Regions from separate parts of the Homo sapiens genome. Here region 1 is linked to region 2. Evidence: chromatin loops called from intact Hi-C (ENCODE). Cell type or tissue: IMR-90. All regions are shown on one strand. Each heading gives the region's core, and the rest is flanking DNA. Links, peaks and the distances in the headings are about the cores only.

Evidence for each region. A loop is a pair of places that touch in the nucleus more often than their neighbours do. Peaks named below come from ENCODE experiments on the same cell type or tissue, not always from the same donor. Only the 100,000 strongest peaks of a DNase experiment are listed, where the experiment ranks them.
Region 1: it touches region 2 in a loop (13-fold over the local background); 15 of 110 quality-filtered maps call a loop at or near these places.

Annotation. Positions count from the first base shown.
Region 1 is chrX:74,449,833-74,452,750 of GRCh38, reverse strand. The region is part of intron 1 of SLC16A2 (solute carrier family 16 member 2); the gene reads right to left. Among named protein-coding and RNA genes, the nearest start is that of SLC16A2, 30 kb to the right of the region's middle. In IMR-90, for the core only: no CTCF peak of the experiment used is centred there; DNase peaks (open chromatin) are centred at 1,450 and 2,660; H3K27ac peaks cover 414 bases.
Region 2 is chrX:74,382,377-74,385,294 of GRCh38, reverse strand. No RefSeq gene overlaps it. Among named protein-coding and RNA genes, the nearest start is that of SLC16A2, 38 kb to the left of the region's middle. RefSeq lists an enhancer at 2,804-2,918. In IMR-90, for the core only: CTCF peaks have their summits at 1,504 (motif pointing left) and 2,421 (motif pointing right); DNase peaks (open chromatin) are centred at 1,504 and 2,494.

The DNA of each region.
Region 1 (2,918 bases), core at 161-2,660, 67 kb before region 2:
GACAATTGAAACTATGTCAGTGACCGTCAGTGAAGGACGACCTGTGTATATTTATATATCTGTGTATAGCTATATATGCAATAATGTATATGTATACATCACATATGTGTCGTGATGTAAAATGTACACATATATAACTGATATATATTTAAAACTATATATATAATCTTTATATATACCTCAAGCAAATTTCACAAAACTAATTATCCCTACTCTGCGTGACAAACTCTGAAATTTTCTAGTGCATATTATTTTTAAAATGCTTATTGTGACCTTCTAAATTAATTTCATGGGTTATAATGGACATTTTGGAAAACATTTTACTAGATAACCTTTGAGGTCCCCACATGCTCTAGGCCTTCACCCTTCTGTGTTGCTCACTGCTCACTCTCTGATTCAACAGGTACCTGAGCCTTTGGCATCTCTCTGCTTCTCTTTCCTAGAACGGGAACGGACAAGACTATTCCCAGCAGGATGAGAGGGAAGGCCTGCCATATTCCAGGCCACTTCCCAAATCCACCCTGCTGAGAGTGTGGTGGTAATGCTCCAAGGAAGAGAGTACACTGGCAATTGGAAGTGTGGTGGAAACTGGCTGACCCAGCCTCCATGCATGTCCAGTCTGGAGGGCGCCTTGGGGGCTTGCCAACTCTATTATCATCATTTCCCTATGATCCAAAGGGGTCAAGGACCAACCTACTGCTAGTAATTTAGCTCGTATTGTGCTCTGATAGCGGACAGTCATTGAACTTTTCCCTTCTCGAAATAGAGGGCTTCTTTGGCTCTTAACTATAGGATCCTCTAAGCCCCTTATTAATGGTAGCACATCCCTTCTGTTTCTGACAGCATGACATATTTAAGTCCAGGCTCATTCCCTCCTATTTATAACACCAGGAAGGTTCAAGTATGCCAAAAGCATCTGATCAGTGTGGCACATTTGCTGTCACATTCTTCTATAAGACATTTGTCCCATGACAGGTGGGGGGACCCCCCAAGGGATGACATTTCAATGCAAATAGGCACATCACTATAAGCAATTTTCCCTCATGTACACACTTCCTTCTTGATCTATTTTTGAGCTATTGGGTCCTGAGGATCCAAAGGGTTCACCCTACTTCATAGTTCATGGCCCATCACTAACTATCAATTTTCCGTGTCACTTTATGGCCAAGCCTACTGAGGTTTAGCCACTTTACAGTCATTTGTTCCTTGCCTGGAATAAAACATTGAAAGTAACCACAGGGGATTCATTGGAAAAGTGCACTTGCAAGTCTGAATAATCTCACACAGTCAGAGAAAAAACATCAGAACTGGAACAAACCTCAAAGATTGTCTAGCCTAAATCTGATGTTTGATCATGGAGCCTAACTGTATGTGTCAAGGAGGAGGGAGGTATGAGTAACCAGCTTCTCAAAGTATTAAACACATGCTTTAGGCTTCATACATTCTTTGTCTGATAAATATGCTTTGCCTTTCCTCAAACAGCACTTCCCCTCTGAAATTCACCACATACTCACATAGTCATTGCCCAATCCCAGCTTCAGCCTGACTCATCACACTAAAAGAACACATACGAAACAAACCACCTTTCTACTGGTTACATATTTTGAATCAGAGAATAAAAGATTTCCAATATTGGAGGTCTCTTAAATGTCATTTTAAGTTTTTTTAAAAAGTGTTTAAAGTTCATGTGTTTTACCCACAGATCCCCATGGAAACCCAATTCAGAGAGACAAAAAGGGAAAGGCCCACTAAGAGAGACTCTACCTTTTCTGGTTTTCTGCCTAGTTCCCTTTAATCCCAGGCAGGTTGGTCTGTGTATATTTTTATGGCTGCATAAGACTTTTAAAATCAAGACCTATGTGCTTATAACAGTGGACAAGAATTTTGTTCTGCAATGACCAGGACTCCCAGATCTCCAACAGCTTACTGACTCCAACCACTACCAGAGCCAAGGGGATATTGTCTGGTCAACATACTTCTCATGGGACATCAAAGACAAGGCAGAGGAGGCAAGGAGCGGAGGACCTTGAATGTTGTGCCTTTGTGTCATAGGAGTGAGACCTAATCAGCAATCCCCATTGGCATAATGGGAAGCAGTGGCTTCTCTGATATTGGCTTGGTCCAAAACCCCAAGTTATATTCTTTTCCCTATCAGCATGATCCCAATACTATCTGATGACTAGATGGAAGTTTCTTTTACTTCTTTGGGTGGGGCGGGGCAGAGCAGGGGTGGTGGCGGCAAGTGGTATTTGGTACAAGAGTACGGATCACAGAATTATGAACTCCCAGAAATGGAAGACCCCTAAAAGATCACTGAGTTCAGTGCAAAATTCTACAGAGGAAGAGACTTAGACCCAAAGAGAGGAACATGCTCAAGGTCACAAGATGGATTAGTGGCTGATCCAGGTCTCCTGACTCAGCTAGCATTATTTCCTTTAGCTTTTAGGTATGTTTAGTCTTCATCTGTTCGGCCATTATTCATTCAACAAATATTTATTGAGCATCTATTATGTGCCAGCCAGCCCTTGTGCTAGGCCCTGGGGCATATAATGGGGGTGGAGGGTCCATAATTTCTCAATAGAAAGGGCTTAGGGAAAGCAATTTGGTTGGAAGGAGGTGACTAAAGGACTTGCCTTGATGCTTGCTAGCATAGCAAGTGCATGAGTTTTGCTTAAATTATCTATTTATTAGTCATGGCTTTGAGCGATGCTAAAATTCCCCAAGCTAGCCTTGTTGCTGTCACTAGTGGTGGAGGAAGGATGGACCATCCTGGTCGTCTATAGTGCCCTGTTGCAAGACAAAGATCATCCCATTATCCATAGGGGATTTTGAGGGAGGTGGGAGGGAAGAAGTGAAGGAAGCTTGTTGATGGGAGAAGGGTTAGGCAGAGGAGAAATTCCCAGAGTAAAACAGCTGCC
Region 2 (2,918 bases), core at 126-2,625:
AAAAGCTTCTGCACAGCAAAAGAAATTATCAGTAGAGTAAACAGACAACCCATAGGGTAGGAGAAAATATTCACAAACTATGTATCTGATGAAAGATTAACATCCAGAATCTACAAGGAACTCAAACAAATCAGCAAGAAAAAAACAAATAACCCCATCAAAAAGTGGGCAAAGGGCATGAATAGACAATTCTCAACAGAAGATATGCAAATGGCCAACAAACATATGAAAAATGCTCAACATCACTATCAGAGAAATGCAAATTATAACCACAATGTGATATCACCTTACTCCTGCAAGAATGGTCATAATTTAAAAATAAAATAAATAGATGTTGGTGTGGATGTAGTGAAAAGGGAACACTTTTGCAATGCTGGTGGGAATGTAAACTAGTACAACCACTATGAAAAACAGTGCAGAGATTCCTTAAAGAGCTAAAAGCAGAACTACCATTTGATCCATCAATCCCATTGCTGGGTATCTATCCAGAGGAAAAGAAGTCATTATATGGAAAAGACACTTGCACACATATCTTTATAGCAGCACAATCTGCAGTTGCAAAAATATGGAACCAACCTAAACGCCCATCAACTAACGAGTTGATAAAGAAAATGTTGTATATATACACCATAGAATACTACTCAGCTATAAAAAGAAATGAAATAATGGCATTTGCAGCAACGTGGATGGAGTTGCAGACCATTATTTTAAGTGAAGTAACTCAGGAATGGAAAACCAAATGTTGTATGTTCTCACTAAACTATGAGGATGCAAAGGCATAAGAATGCTATAACGGACTTTGGGGACTAGGGGAATGGTGGAAGTGGGGTGAGGGATAAAAGACTACACACATTGTACACAGTGTATACTGCTTGTGTGATGGGTGCACAAAAATCTCAGAAATCACCACTAAAGAACTTCTGCATGTAACCAAAAACTACCCATTGCCCCAAAACTATTGAAATAAAAATTTTAAAAAATAAAAACAAGAAAGGAAAGAGTACTATCCCAGTCTCCACATATTGGCCCTAACTCTGCCTCAGCTTTCCCTTCCTGCATATGTGGAGCCTGAAGGCCTGCCTGAGGTGAAAGCTTAGGTTCTTCTCCAGTCTTTTCAAGCATGTGTCCTCCCCTGGGAATGATTGTGGCTTTATTGATTCCCTGGTGTACATAGGAGCTTTTAAAAATTCTTTTTCCCATACACATCTTCAGTCCCAATCTCTTCTTTCCCAGGCTTCTAGGTGTGTCTATCATTTGTCTCAAGTGTTATCCCTAACCCCAGGCTGCTGCAGCCAATACCTGTGCCTTTAAATACTTTCAGTAACAGCCTCCTTGGAAGCCACTGGAGCCCTGCAAACACTCTGAGTCAGGTGAAACATAGGAAAACCTTCCTGCCAGTTTTTGAGGGAGCCTCCAGGCTGGTGGAGGCCCATACCACAATTCTTTGAGAGTAAGGTTCATATTGCTCCCTCTGGAACTAGCAACTTGCACCAAGAGTGCCATCTACTGTCCTCACAGCCACTGCTGATCTAGGGCATGGGGGATGATAAGTGGGTGATTTAAAATGCCACAACAGTCTCTTACCACAAAGCAACATCTTTCTTCACCAAGTATTCCCCTTGTTGTAAGTTTTTGACTAGATTCCAGCGTCCTTCAAAAGCTGATTCTGACAGTTTTTCTAGCGCATTAGTTTCTTTTTAGGAGGAATGTAGATCTGGAGTTTCCTACTTTATTATTTTTGGTGCCTGATATACCTTAATCTTGAAAACACCTTGCTAGCCAAAGCAAAGAGTTATGAGTGCTACATGAAGCCTGAAATGGCTTCGGAATTTCCAAATAGACAGTTTTTAAGGGTGGCAGGGGGTACTGGTTGGAAGAAGGGACTAGGGAACGGTTTTTCAAGATGTGTTTGCAAAAGCATATTACCTAAATTTGAGAAAACACCAACTGTCAATATCATGGATATGTGAGTACTAATGTAAATTATGAGAGGAGGTGTTAAAACCTTCCCAGGCTCCCTTGGTGCTGTTGAACTAGCAAGTGGTTATTTGTTTGGAAAGCTGCTTCTGAGACTACAGGTCAGGATGGGAAAATGAACCTGATGAGCCACCAATAGCCCCTTCTTGAGAGGACTTGGGAGTTAAGCAAACTGATCTGAATTTGGGGTTATGCTCAGGATTTACTGAGCCTTTTTCTATCATTCTGCTTTTGGGTTGAAGAAGGAATACAGCCTGGTCAGGTATAATGGCCAGAACTATAAAGGGTTTTTAGGTTCATCCTCCTTTCCCCCGACCCACAAACTCACAGTCTCTGAGGATGGTTGAGAAAAACCATGCTCTGGAACTGGTTGCCCTAAATGGATACCAATCTAGACCCAAAGGAACACTCTATCCACAGCCCTTTATGCCTTTGGCCACTAGGGGGCACCTGGACTCTGGAGACTATTACCCCTACCCACACCCTTAAGACTAACTTTGAATGGCAGCTTCCTAATTTCTCCCCATAACTTTGCCTGGAGCCTGTAGTGGACTGCAGTAAAGTGGGCAGCTTTCCAAATCACTTGACTTAGAGTCATCAAGTTACCCCTCAGGCCAGAAGAACACCCAAGACGTGCTGTGGTGATTTAGAGTCTTAGAATGTCAGCACTGGAGGGACCTTCAGGATTTCCTGGGCCAAAGTTTTGGGATTTCTTTTGTTTCAGGGGATGTGTGTGTGTGTGTGTGTGTGTGTGTGTGTGTGTGTGTGTGTGTGAGAGAGAGAGAGAGAGAGAGAGAGAGAGAGACAGGGTCTCGCTGTGTCACCCAGGCTGGAGTGCAGTGGCACGATCTCGGCTCACTGCAGCCTTGACCTCCTGGGCTCATGCGATCCTCCCGTCTTGGCATCCCACAGTGCTGGGATTATAGGCATGAGCCACCATG